Linked DNA regions of Homo sapiens: all the other regions are linked to region 2. The links are chromatin contacts, found by Hi-C or POLR2A ChIA-PET in ENCODE. All regions are on one chromosome and are shown on one strand. The core of a region is the stretch at or near the end of the contact, and the rest is flanking DNA. Distances in the headings are between cores, read along the strand shown. Region 1 holds the start of PTGES2-DT (PTGES2 divergent transcript). Region 2 holds the start of DOLK (dolichol kinase). Region 3 holds the start of NAIF1 (nuclear apoptosis inducing factor 1).

Region 1 (4,000 bases), core at 1,501-4,000, 820 kb after region 2:
TTGCTTCCCTGGGGTGGGGGGTTCTATTCCCTAATGGCCATTGGAAATCAGCATTCATACTTGGCAAGAAATAGCTAACCTCTACCTTGGGGAGCATAGGCTTGGAGAGGATGTGCCTACTGCAACCACTGGCTTTCAAAAGACTGGGCTTTCTTTGCTGATGCTGGATCAAACGTACTGAGACATGGCCACAGAAGCTCTGCTGCTTTATGGACATGAAAGGTGGGTGACAAAGCCCTGAAGAGGGGACTAGGGTATCCTAAATTCTGAAATCTGTCCCCAGATGCACAAGCCTCCACGTGGAAAAGGGAGAAGGACTGCTTGCATGGTGTACGGCCTTGGGTGCAGTGACGGATGGCGCACACCTGCCCCAGTGCCCTCCATTGAGGTTTGGAGCAGTGACCTCACCTCTGCACAGACCCACCTGCAGGGTGGGGGGATAGGACGGGGCTATCTCAAGTGTGGGGGGCACCAGGGCAGGGCACCTTGGAAGTATTGCCAGGATAACTAACTGAAGACCAGTGGTTAGGGCAGGGCAGCCCTGCCCCTGTTCTCTGTCCTGTCTCTCAGGAACTGGCGTGAGATGGGGAGATCAGGTGCACAGTGAGGGGCGTAGCTGTGGATTGAACATAGCATGGTCAGGCTTCTGTCTTTTATTATTTATTTATTCATTTATTTATGATATATCATAGTTGTACATACTTTGGGGGTACATGTGATACTTTGATACCTGTATGAAACATGTAATGATCAAATCAAGGAAATTAAGATCTTCATCACCTCAAACATTTATCTTTTTTGTGTGTGGGCGGCAAGCCACCCAGGCACCGAGGCAAGAGACAGAGGACACGAGCTCTTCCAGTATAATAAAATATAAAACAAGAATAGTTATACCAGATATAGATCTTAGATATGATTATATATGACTATCATTAATCATTAGTTTGTAGCAATTACTTTTTATTCCAATATTATGATAATCCTCGCTCTATAATCATAGCCTAGGAAAAACCAGGCCATACAGAGATAGGAGCTGAGGGGACATAGTGAGGTGTGACCAGAAGACAAGAGTGCGAGCCTTCTGTTATGCCCACACAGGGCCACCAGAGGGCTCCTTGGTCTAGCGGTGACGCCAGCATCTGGGAAGACGCCCGTTACCAGGCGGATCATGGTCCAGCAGTAGCAAAAGGTGTCAAGGAACAACACCTGCTACTTAGCAGACCGGGAAAGGGAGGGTGGGGGTCTCCCTTTCCCCGGGGGAGTTTAGAGAAGACTCTGCTCCTCCACCTCTTGTGGAGGGCCTGACATCAGTCAGGCTCGCCCGCAGTTATCTGGAGGCCTGTCTCCCTGTGATGCTGTGCTTCAGTGGTCACGCTCCTAGTCCGCCTTCATGTTCCATCCTGTACACCTGGCTCTGCCTTCCAGATAGCAGTAGTCAATTAGTGAAAATACTAATAGTCCCTGATATGCAGAAATAATGGCGTAAGCTGTCTTTCTCTTTGTCTCCTCTCCCTCTCTGCCTCCGCTGCCAGGCAGGGAAGGGCCCCCTGTCCAGTGGACACGTGACCCACGTGACCTTACCTATCATTGGAGGTGACTGACATTCTTTACCCTGCCCCTTCTGCCTTGTATCCAATAAATAACAGTGCAGCCAGACATTCGGGGCCACTACCGGTCTCCGCGCATTGGTGGTAGTGGTCCCCCGGGCCCAGCTGCCTTTTCTCGTCTCTTTGTCTTGTGTCTTTATTTCTACACTCTCTCGTCGCCGCACACAGGGAGAGACCTACCGACCCTGTGGGGCTGGACCCTACAGCGCCCTGTGTCACCTCGGCAGCTTAAGCACGTGCAACTGGTTGCTCTGTAAGCTGCTCACATTTGGCAAGGCTGCGAGGCCACACCAGCAAAGCCAGGTGGCTGGAGATGCTGACCCAGCAGAGCATCGCGCTCCCCGCCCCGGGCCAGACCCTCCTACTAAGCCCAGCAGGCCAAACACGGACCCGCCCCCCTCAAGTGCCTAGGTGTCCCCGGGGCCTGAACACATCAAGTTACATTTTGATGGAGTTAGAATCCGGAAAATCAAGAGTGTGGAAGATCAGGAGCAATTAATGTAAACAGGAGGAGGATGAAGCTGGGAGGAGCAGGAGCTAGCAAGCAGGAGCTAGCAAGCAGGAGCGTGAGAGTGGCGCTGGGAGAAGGCCTGGATAGGGATAGAGTAGAGCACAGAACATGGGGGTCACCCTCAACCACCCCTAAACACTCTAAGCTCGAGCAGTCCCTCAACTCCTGGTCTGTAAAGTGGCTGAAGGAAGTGGGTGGAGCAAAACCCATATGGGCGAGTGTCCCAGCAGCTGCCTCAGTTTCCCTATCTGTAAAACGGGGCTGGGGACCTGCAGCTCTCACGGGACTGGTTACCCGCTCGCGGGTGCTCGCCCTGCATCCGAGACAGCACCTACAACTCCAAACCCACTCGGGGCGGGTCGAGGTGGGCCCTTCGGTCCCTTCGAAGCCAACATCCCGATTCCCCTTCCCGGGAAGGCACCCCCGGAAACGCCAAGGTCGCTCCAGCAGTCTCCTCGGGTCACCCGCTTCCCCGAAGCCGTCGTCCTCGCCTTCCGCTCTCGTCTTCACCGGCATACTCAGGTCCCCGCTGGGGACTGACACTGCGGGCTCGGTCGCCGCAAGGACTGGAAGGAAGGTGGAAGATGCGGGGCGAAAGCGGAGCGAGAAGAGTGGGACGCGGCGGAGCAGCAGAGCCGGGACTCAGAGCTCCCCCCTCGCCCCGCCCCTCTCCCCGCCCACTCTGCGAGTCCCGCCCCCTCTCGGGCGCCGGGCGGGGCCATCCCGGGGCTGTCCGCGGAGACGCCTATGCGGTGGAGGCTCCGGGCTTCAGCTAGGGCGGGGGAGCCCAGCAGAAGGACCGAGCAGCCTGGCACCCCACTTTGCCATCCTCTCCCTGGAAATCTCGGGGTCGGCGGGCCGGCCGCTTCGCGTGGGCGAAATCAGAGACACGTGGTTTCCAAGGCCCCTTCGGGTTCGGGAAAATTTTATGGTTCGGGTCACAGTAGGAAGCGGACAATGAGGCGGGAGGGCAGAGAGAACCGCAACACCTGGTGCCGGGTCGGGTCGTTTCCGGGGCTTTCAGTGGCCGGAAGTCGCGGCGCCTGTACTGACTCTAGGAAGGGCTGGAGTTGTTTTGAATGGGCGCCCGTAAGAGAGGTGGGCAAGTACGTGTTACAGACGGCCACGCCGCCCTTTAGGCGGTCAAGGTGGGGCGAGGAGACGTTCGCCCCCCTGCAGTCGGCCGGGTCACTACCCAAGAGCCTTTGGAGGCGGAAGCATGGAACGGTCTGCAAACGTTCCCGAGCGGGCCTCTGCGGCTCTGGCGGGCGTTTCGAACTTGGGCGCCGGGCACACGCCCAGTCCCGAGAGCGCTGAGGGTTCCCTTAGCGTCGCCCTCACCCCGGCCAACCCGCGGGGCGCCAGAGTCCTGGCCCTTTAAACGCCGCGCGTGCCTCGGCGTCTTCGTTTCGCGCGCCCGCCCGCGGCGCCGGCGGAGCGAACATGGACCCGGCTGCGCGGGTGGTGCGGGCGCTGTGGCCTGGTGGGTGCGCCTTGGCCTGGAGGCTGGGAGGCCGCCCCCAGCCGCTGCTACCCACGCAGAGCCGGGCTGGCTTCGCGGGGGCGGCGGGCGGCCCGAGCCCCGTGGCTGCAGCTCGTAAGGGGAGCCCGCGGCTGCTGGGAGCTGCGGCGCTGGCCCTGGGGGGAGCCCTGGGGCTGTACCACACGGCGCGGTGGCACCTGCGCGCCCAGGACCTCCACGCAGAGCGCTCAGCCGCGCAGGTAAGGCCTGGCCCGGCCGGGGATGGGGATGCTGATCAGCGCCGAACTCGGGACTCCTGGGAACCCGCAGGGTCAGGAGTTGCCTCTGCCTGCTTGTGACCTTGGGCGAGTGACTTGGTCTGAAGTCTCCGAACCCTCTGTATTCTTTTGTGTAAAATAG
Region 2 (4,261 bases), core at 95-2,594:
GAGACCATCCTGGCTAACACAGTGAAACCCTGTCTCTACTGAAAATACAAAAAATTAGCCAGGCGTTGTGGCGGGTGCCTGTATCCCCAGCTACTTGGGAGGCTGAGGCAGGAGAATGGCATGAACCCGGGAGACAGAGCTTGCAGTGAGCCGAGATCGTGCCATTGCACTCCAGCCTGGGCGACAGAGCGAGACTCCGTCTCAAAAAAAAAAAAAAAAAAAAAAAAAAAAAAAAGTGGGGAAAACACTGCTGGCACAGGGAAGGATAAGAGACGGGGATGTTTAACTTTGAGGGAGGGTGGTGGGAAGAACGAAGACCTTCGAGCTGCAATGTGGAAGACAGAAGGAGGCGTGGTGGTCTGGTTATAGCACTGGAGGTACGCAGACTTCAGCTTGAAGGCTCTCTTTATCACTTGGCTAGCTCTGAGCCGGACTTCTGAGTCATCTGTGAAATAGAAGGCGCCTCTCGGAGTTGCGAGAATTGAATGAGATAACTCCTGGGAAGCGCTCCACCAGGGTCTGACGCTAGAAAGCACTTTGTCAGAATTGTAGTTTTCGTATATAATATTTCATCTTCTTGTCCCTAAAGCCTAGTTCAATCCCTGAAATCTCTTGGAGGATTTGGACATGCTGGCTGACTTGATTCAGTGCAAGAAAAGAACGATACGAGGCGCGGAGAGGACAGAAGCCGCAAGCGTGGCTCCGCTCAACGCGAAACAAAATCCTAACAAGAACAGATCGCGGGAGAGGTCGGGGAGCCAGCAGGGCGCACTCGACGCCGGGGCAGGACACTGGGAGCCTGCAGCAGGGACGTGGGTGGGGGGTACCCCAGGAGACCGCAAAGCTCCCCGTGGCTCGAGGGAGCGTCACGGCCGGAGAAGGAAGCGCGGGTGGGGCGCCAAGAGACGCGTCGGAGGTGAGAGAGGAGGAAGGCAAAGGGCCCTGGGTGAGGAGATGGGAGGCCGAGCGCGGAGGGAAGGGGTGAAGAGCCGGCCCCCCTCCTGAAGAAGACTCTTCAGATCCCCGCGCGCGGGGACCGTTTGGACGTAACCGCCTCCCGTCTCGGTGCCCGTCCATCCAGCCGGGGTTGGCCCTGCCACTGTCGCCACATCCCGCCTCCAATTCCCGCCCCGCTTCCGCTCGGCTTTGACACCGCGCTTCACAGCCACCCCGGTCCATTCGACCCGCTCCGCACCTCACACACGGCCCGCCGGCGGCCGCCGCCATCTTCGCGCGCCCGCTCGCCCTAACCCCGCCCCCAGACGCCATGCCCACGTGACCGCTCGCCCCCGGACCCGGAGCGTGGGCGGGGATTTCGTCACGTGACGTTGCCGCGGGGCGGTGCCAAGATGGCGAGGCCCAAAGAGGTGAGGAGCCGGCAGCGGGGGCGGCTGTAACTGTGAGGAAGGCTGCAGAGTGGCGACGTCTACGCCGTAGGTTGGAGGCTGTGGGGGGTGGCCGGGCGCCAGCTCCCAGGCCGCAGAAGTGACCTGCGGTGGAGTTCCCTCCTCGCTGCTGGAGAACGGAGGGAGAAGGTTGCTGGCCGGGTGAAAGTGCCTCCCTCTGCTTGACGGGGCTGAGGGGCCCGAAGTCTAGGGCGTCCGTAGTCGCCCCGGCCTCCGTGAAGCCCCAGGTCTAGAGATATGACCCGAGAGTGCCCATCTCCGGCCCCGGGGCCTGGGGCTCCGCTGAGTGGATCGGTGCTGGCAGAGGCGGCAGTAGTGTTTGCAGTGGTGCTGAGCATCCACGCAACCGTATGGGACCGATACTCGTGGTGCGCCGTGGCCCTCGCAGTGCAGGCCTTCTACGTCCAATACAAGTGGGACCGGCTGCTACAGCAGGGAAGCGCCGTCTTCCAGTTCCGAATGTCCGCAAACAGTGGCCTATTGCCCGCCTCCATGGTCATGCCTTTGCTTGGACTAGTCATGAAGGAGCGGTGCCAGACTGCTGGGAACCCGTTCTTTGAGCGTTTTGGCATTGTGGTGGCAGCCACTGGCATGGCAGTGGCCCTCTTCTCATCAGTGTTGGCGCTCGGCATCACTCGCCCAGTGCCAACCAACACTTGTGTCATCTTGGGCTTGGCTGGAGGTGTTATCATTTATATCATGAAGCACTCGTTGAGCGTGGGGGAGGTGATCGAAGTCCTGGAAGTCCTTCTGATCTTCGTTTATCTCAACATGATCCTGCTGTACCTGCTGCCCCGCTGCTTCACCCCTGGTGAGGCACTGCTGGTATTGGGTGGCATTAGCTTTGTCCTCAACCAGCTCATCAAGCGCTCTCTGACACTGGTGGAAAGTCAGGGGGACCCAGTGGACTTCTTCCTGCTGGTGGTGGTAGTAGGGATGGTACTCATGGGCATTTTCTTCAGCACTCTGTTTGTCTTCATGGACTCAGGCACCTGGGCCTCCTCCATCTTCTTCCACCTCATGACCTGTGTGCTGAGCCTTGGTGTGGTCCTACCCTGGCTGCACCGGCTCATCCGCAGGAATCCCCTGCTCTGGCTTCTTCAGTTTCTCTTCCAGACAGACACCCGCATCTACCTCCTAGCCTATTGGTCTCTGCTGGCCACCTTGGCCTGCCTGGTGGTGCTGTACCAGAATGCCAAGCGGTCATCTTCCGAGTCCAAGAAGCACCAGGCCCCCACCATCGCCCGAAAGTATTTCCACCTCATTGTGGTAGCCACCTACATCCCAGGTATCATCTTTGACCGGCCACTGCTCTATGTAGCCGCCACTGTATGCCTGGCGGTCTTCATCTTCCTGGAGTATGTGCGCTACTTCCGCATCAAGCCTTTGGGTCACACTCTACGGAGCTTCCTGTCCCTTTTTCTGGATGAACGAGACAGTGGACCACTCATTCTGACACACATCTACCTGCTCCTGGGCATGTCTCTTCCCATCTGGCTGATCCCCAGACCCTGCACACAGAAGGGTAGCCTGGGAGGAGCCAGGGCCCTCGTCCCCTATGCCGGTGTCCTGGCTGTGGGTGTGGGTGATACTGTGGCCTCCATCTTCGGTAGCACCATGGGGGAGATCCGCTGGCCTGGAACCAAAAAGACTTTTGAGGGGACCATGACATCTATATTTGCGCAGATCATTTCTGTAGCTCTGATCTTAATCTTTGACAGTGGAGTGGACCTAAACTACAGTTATGCTTGGATTTTGGGGTCCATCAGCACTGTGTCCCTCCTGGAAGCATACACTACACAGATAGACAATCTCCTTCTGCCTCTCTACCTCCTGATATTGCTGATGGCCTAGCTGTTACAGTGCAGCAGCAGTGACGGAGGAAACAGACATGGGGAGGGTGAACAGTCCCCACAGCAGACAGCTACTTGGGCATGAAGAGCCAAGGTGTGAAAAGCAGATTTGATTTTTCAGTTGATTCAGATTTAAAATAAAAAGCAAAGCTCTCCTAGTTCTAGTTTTGCTGATATATTTTTTTTTTTATTTTTTTTTGAGACAGTTTTGCTCTTGTTGCCCAGGTTGGAGTGCAATGGCGCGATCTCGGCTCACCGCAACCTCCACCTCCCAGGTTCAAGCGATTCTCCTGTCCCAGCCTCCTGAGTAGCTGGGATTACAGGCATGCGCCACCATGCCCAGCTAATTTTGTATTTTGAGTAGAGACAGGGTTTCTCCATGTTGGTCAGGCTGGTCTCGATCTCCCGACCTCAGGTGATCTGCCCACCTTGGCCTCCCAAAGTGTTGAGATTACAGGCGTGAGCCACCATCCCAGCCTTGCTGATATTTAAAAAGAAAAGAGTCTTAAGGGATAGTCCAGCAACTCAAAGAACCTGAGTGTGCTATAGAGCCCCCTCTTTCGCCCTGCAGCCTCGGAGGAGGCCAGAGTGGACACTGGAGGGAGTAAAGCATAATGGTTAACACTTTAGTCTCTGGGTCAAACTAATCTGGTCAGAATCCTTGGCTGCACAGCTTCTTACTAACTTTGTGACCTTGAATGGCCAGGCGTGGTGGCTCATGCCTGTAATCCCAGCACTTTGGGAGGCCGAGGCAGGTGGATCACCTGAGGTCGGGAGATCGAGACCAGCCTGACCAACATGGAGAAACACTGTCTCTACTAAAAATACAAAATTAGCCAGGCGTGGTGGCATATGCCTGTAATCCCACCTACTAGAGAGGCTGAGGCAGGAGAATCACTTGAACCTGGGAGACGGAGGTTGAAGTGAGCTGAGATCGCGCCATTGCACTCCAGTCTGGGCAACAAGAGCGAAACTCCGTCTCAAAACAAAACAAAACAAAAC
Region 3 (3,825 bases), core at 1,045-3,544, 880 kb after region 2:
CCTATGTACACCCACCCAACAAATTGGTTTAATTCATTGGCGGTTTACCAGATTCTTTTCATACTTGGCTACGAGATTCTCTAATTGTCATGTGTACAAATGGACCAAACTAACTCAGCAGTGAAACAGGTTCTTAGGTAAAGTACTCAGGAGTCCTATTCCAGGCTGTAAATCAGGCTAAGCTACAGTAAATGAAATACTTGGGAAAATGGCAGCTACACCCGCCAAGTCAGACTGAAGGGGGAAGAGACAGAAGGGAAAGAAACAGCCTCTGCTCTGAGGTTCTCATACAGAAAGGCCAGCACTTCTCTTCCTGGCAGGCCCAGGGATGACCATTTCTCTGCGCCCCTATGCCCACACCTCGGCCAAGAGCCCACAATAGTAACAATCTCGCTTTGACTTTTAGAAAAAAAATTTCCCCCGGATTCTTTCACTCCGTCCACACTCCAACCCCGCGGGGATCACGATCCCATTTTCTGGATAAACAGGGCAATGGAGATGAGCCTAAACCATGAGAACTGTCAGTCTTCGCCGCCAACGTCCACACGGATCAGCCTGAAACCCCAATACCAATTTTTTTTTCAACTCCCACATGTTCCTGAGAGGAACCAGATCAGGGCCCACGGCTGGCATGGAAACGAGAGGGAAAGGAGGGGGTGCTGCTGGGGACTGATGGATGAACCCATCCTTGGGTGAAGGGAGCGTCCAGCTTGGCCTTGAGGTCAGGAGGTGACAAAGGCACACTCCTGAGACCTGGCCTTCTACTCTGGGCAAGAAAGGGCTTTTCGCCCATCAGAAAGCCCATAGGATGCCCACCTGTGTCCACGAAGAACCCGGCTCAAGCACCCAAAGAAGTCAGGAAGGAGCCCCGCTCCCACCAGGGCATAAGTGGGGTGTCCCTCAGTGAGTCAGGGGGCACCCTTCCTCTGGACAGTGGGGGTTCCGCCCAGCCCAAGGGGCCGTCCCCCGAGACCTGTCACCCGGCCCTCGAGGGGCTCCCTCCCCGCCAGTGCTGAGGACGCGCGCAGCCTACCTGGAGCTCGCCCTCGGTGCGGTGCAGTCCCAGGCGCCGCAGCCCCACCGCCAGGTCGTTGACACACAGGCCGCCGTCCCGGTTGACGTCGAGCGTCTGAAAGAGTCTCCACAGGCGCAGCCGGTGGTCCGGGCCCCCGCAGATAGCGCCGCCGCAGGGGTCCCCCACGGACGCCGGCGATGAGGCAGACGAAGAGGCGGCGGTGGCGGCGGCGTCCGGCGGCGGGGAGGCCACACAGCGGCACAACACACTGCTCACCATCGGGCGCGAGGCAGGGGCTCCGGGCGCGGGCGGGAGCGGGGGCGGCGGGCCGGCGGTGACCGCGCGGGAGGCAAGCCAGGCGCTCTGCAGCTGGGAGCGCGGGCTCGGAGACGCCGGCAAGCTGGCGGAAGGGGCGGCTTCCGGGAGCCCCGCCCCTCCGCGCCCCGCTTCGCCGGCCACGCCCGGGCGCACCGAAGGCCAGTCACAGGCTCGGATGGGGAGGAGGGAGGGGCGGAGCCTGTCTAAGGACAGCCCACGCGCCACGGACTACCCGGATCAATGGGGTGGGCGGGGTCACCCGGCTCCGCCTGGGGCCGATTCAAACTGAGGGAGGCGGGGATTGGCTGAGCCGGGGGCCAAGAGAGAGAAAATCACGCAGCGATAGGCATGAGTAATGTGATTGGCAGGCGGAAGGCCCCGTGTCCAGTTTCCATTGATGAACTAACTCTGTTTAGACTGCGGGATCTTAAGGATGGGAGGAGCGGTAGTGTACGGAGAGATCGTAGCCTCCAGTGGGAAACAGGATTTGTGTGAGAGCATTTGTGAACTGCAGTTGCGAGGCAGAGTTTGTGCCGGTGGGAGGAATTAAAAGTTAATTGACCCATGGGTCACGGCCGAAAGCACTAAGTATCCTCAGGAAGCAGGGTTTTGGTAATCTAACTCCCTAAACCACCAATAAAATAGCTGAATTTAACGGCTTAATAGTCGTAATACTGACAATTGAACGACAGAATGATTTTCCAATGGAAGTGAATAAAGGTTAGGTGGGCGGGGCCCTCTGGGCGACGGACACAATTTTAGACCAATGATCAGGCGAATTACAGTAAGCAGGCGTGCTCTTTAGCTGAGCGACAGATCGAAAGAACCAGTGATCGACGTGATATTTGAGCAGCTACCAACCGGGAAGGCCGGTTTTCCCGGAGAAGCGCTGGGAGGCGGGAAGAGGGGAAGTGGGCGGATCTCCGCACACCTCGGCGGAAGAGGCAGATTCAGGAAGCCATTACGCTGCTGGCTGGCAGCGGCCGGGCCGGTCGGGGCTGGGCCCTACGCACTTTGCGTAGCGAGGGGGGTTACCAAAGGCCTAGTGCTTGGCCTCGAGCAAGCCTGGCCTATCCCCTGTAGGGGGTGGGTGAGGGGCGAGGCTGAGGAAGAAGAGAAGGGGAATTGGGGCGCTTGAGGGGATTATAATTTCTTTAAAAAGAGGGGAGGGGAGAGGCCATGGCCGTCCCAGCCAAGAAAAGGAAGATGAACTTCTCAGAGCGGGAGGTGGAGATCATCGTGGAGGAGCTGGAGCTGAAGAAGCACCTGCTGGTGAACCACTTCAACGCCGGGGTACCCCTGGCCGCCAAGAGTGCGGCCTGGCACGGCATCCTGAGAAGGGTCAACGCCGTGGCCACCTGCCGCAGAGAGCTGCCTGAGGTCAAGAAGAAGTGGTCTGACCTCAAGACCGAGGTCCGTCGCAAGGTTGCCCAGGTCCGGGCCGCCGTGGAGGGTGGTGAGGCGCCGGGGCCCACTGAGGAGGACGGAGCTGGGGGGCCTGGGACAGGCGGTGGCAGTGGTGGCGGTGGCCCAGCTGTAGCCCCAGTGCTGCTGACCCCCATGCAACAACGTATCTGCAACCTGCTGGGCGAGGCCACCATCATCAGCCTGCCCAGCACCACAGAGATCCACCCTGTGGCCCTCGGACCCTCGGCCACCGCAGCCGCAGCCACGGTCACCCTGACACAGAGTGAGTGACCTCTCCTGCCCAGGCGGCGTGCATAAGTGGGAAGGGCCAGCAAGCTCTGGGGTGGCCTGGGGAAGGTTGGCTGCCAAGGGTCAGAGGTCAGATGGGGGTCTTGGAAGACCATGAGGCCTTCCAAGAGCAGCACCCAGACAGAAGTGATCTTGCTCTCTTTGGGACTTCCTCAGCACGTGGGCTGGACTTCTGACGTGCTGGATAGCTCGCCACTGAGCATTGCCACCATGTTTGTCCATGACTTACCTCCACTTGCCGAACTGGGTGGTCCTTGAAAACAAGAGACCGTGTCTGTATCCCCACAGGACTTTTCACAGGGCCCGGCTTGTAGTAGACAGCCAGGCCATATTTGTTGAAAAAATTGATGGGAATAATACTGCCCAAGTGAGACAACGATTCTGGATTCTGTTTTCAGTGTGGGGGATCTTTCATCAGGTGCTGCTCAGGAGCCTCATGGTTCCTGGTGTTAATCTACTCCATTCATTCATTCATTCATTCATCAAACATTAGCACTTATTCTGTACCAAACCCTGTGCTGGGCACTGGGATTACCAAGTTGTCTAAAATACAGGCCAGTTATGTTCTAGTAGGACAGAGATGACACATATAGGAATAGCTTCGCCATCAGTTGGGAAAACCTCAGGCCCCGGAAGAGGAAGGGGGCTTCTTGGTGGCATAAGGACACATAGCTGACATTGGCGTTGAAGGGTGGAGGAGCTTGACCTCTCCCACATGCGCGGAGGCCCATACAGCCCAGCCAGGATCCTTTCCGTGGTTCTCAGGAATGACAACA

Evidence for each region. A loop is a pair of places that touch in the nucleus more often than their neighbours do. ChIA-PET counts read pairs that join two places held with the same protein, here RNA polymerase II (POLR2A). Pooled maps may share reads with other maps.
Region 1: a loop to region 2 is called in a pooled map, with 9 times the contacts of the local background. The contact joins the promoter of PTGES2-DT here to the promoter of DOLK in region 2. A Hi-C loop is called at or near these places in 8 of 50 pooled maps. POLR2A ChIA-PET finds 5 or more read pairs at or near these places in 3 of 52 experiments (GM10248, activated CD4-positive, alpha-beta T cell and naive thymus-derived CD4-positive, alpha-beta T cell).
Region 3: a loop to region 2 is called in a pooled map, with 12 times the contacts of the local background. The contact joins the promoter of NAIF1 here to the promoter of DOLK in region 2. A Hi-C loop is called at or near these places in 1 of 37 single-sample maps with no recorded cell type and 7 of 50 pooled maps. POLR2A ChIA-PET finds 5 or more read pairs at or near these places in 1 of 52 experiments (activated T-cell).

Annotation. Positions count from the first base shown.
Region 1 is chr9:128,127,279-128,131,278 of GRCh38, reverse strand. PTGES2-DT (PTGES2 divergent transcript) reads right to left here and starts at 2,750. Exons shown (of 1, transcript NR_024425.1): 1 at 645-2,750. It overlaps PTGES2 (prostaglandin E synthase 2), which reads left to right and starts at 3,550. Exons shown (of 7, transcript NM_025072.7): 1 at 3,550-3,840. The coding sequence starts at 3,562. RefSeq lists silencers at 2,540-2,649, 2,680-2,879, 3,520-3,809 and enhancers at 3,190-3,309, 3,950-4,000.
Region 2 is chr9:128,944,686-128,948,946 of GRCh38, reverse strand. DOLK (dolichol kinase) reads left to right here and starts at 1,344. Exons shown (of 1, transcript NM_014908.4): 1 at 1,344-3,417. The coding sequence starts at 1,644. The coding sequence ends at 3,260. It overlaps NUP188 (nucleoporin 188), which reads right to left and starts at 1,248. Exons shown (of 44, transcript NM_015354.3): 1 at 1,196-1,248. The coding sequence starts at 1,227. RefSeq lists enhancers at 1,129-1,178, 898-1,459, 1,529-1,598, 1,460-2,021, 2,022-2,584.
Region 3 is chr9:128,065,789-128,069,613 of GRCh38, reverse strand. NAIF1 (nuclear apoptosis inducing factor 1) reads left to right here and starts at 2,294. Exons shown (of 2, transcript NM_197956.4): 1 at 2,294-3,023. The coding sequence starts at 2,513. It overlaps SLC25A25 (solute carrier family 25 member 25), which reads right to left and starts at 1,382. Exons shown (of 11, transcript NM_001330988.2): 1 at 1,034-1,382. The coding sequence starts at 1,294. RefSeq lists enhancers at 276-355, 2,106-2,435 and a silencer at 1,086-1,655.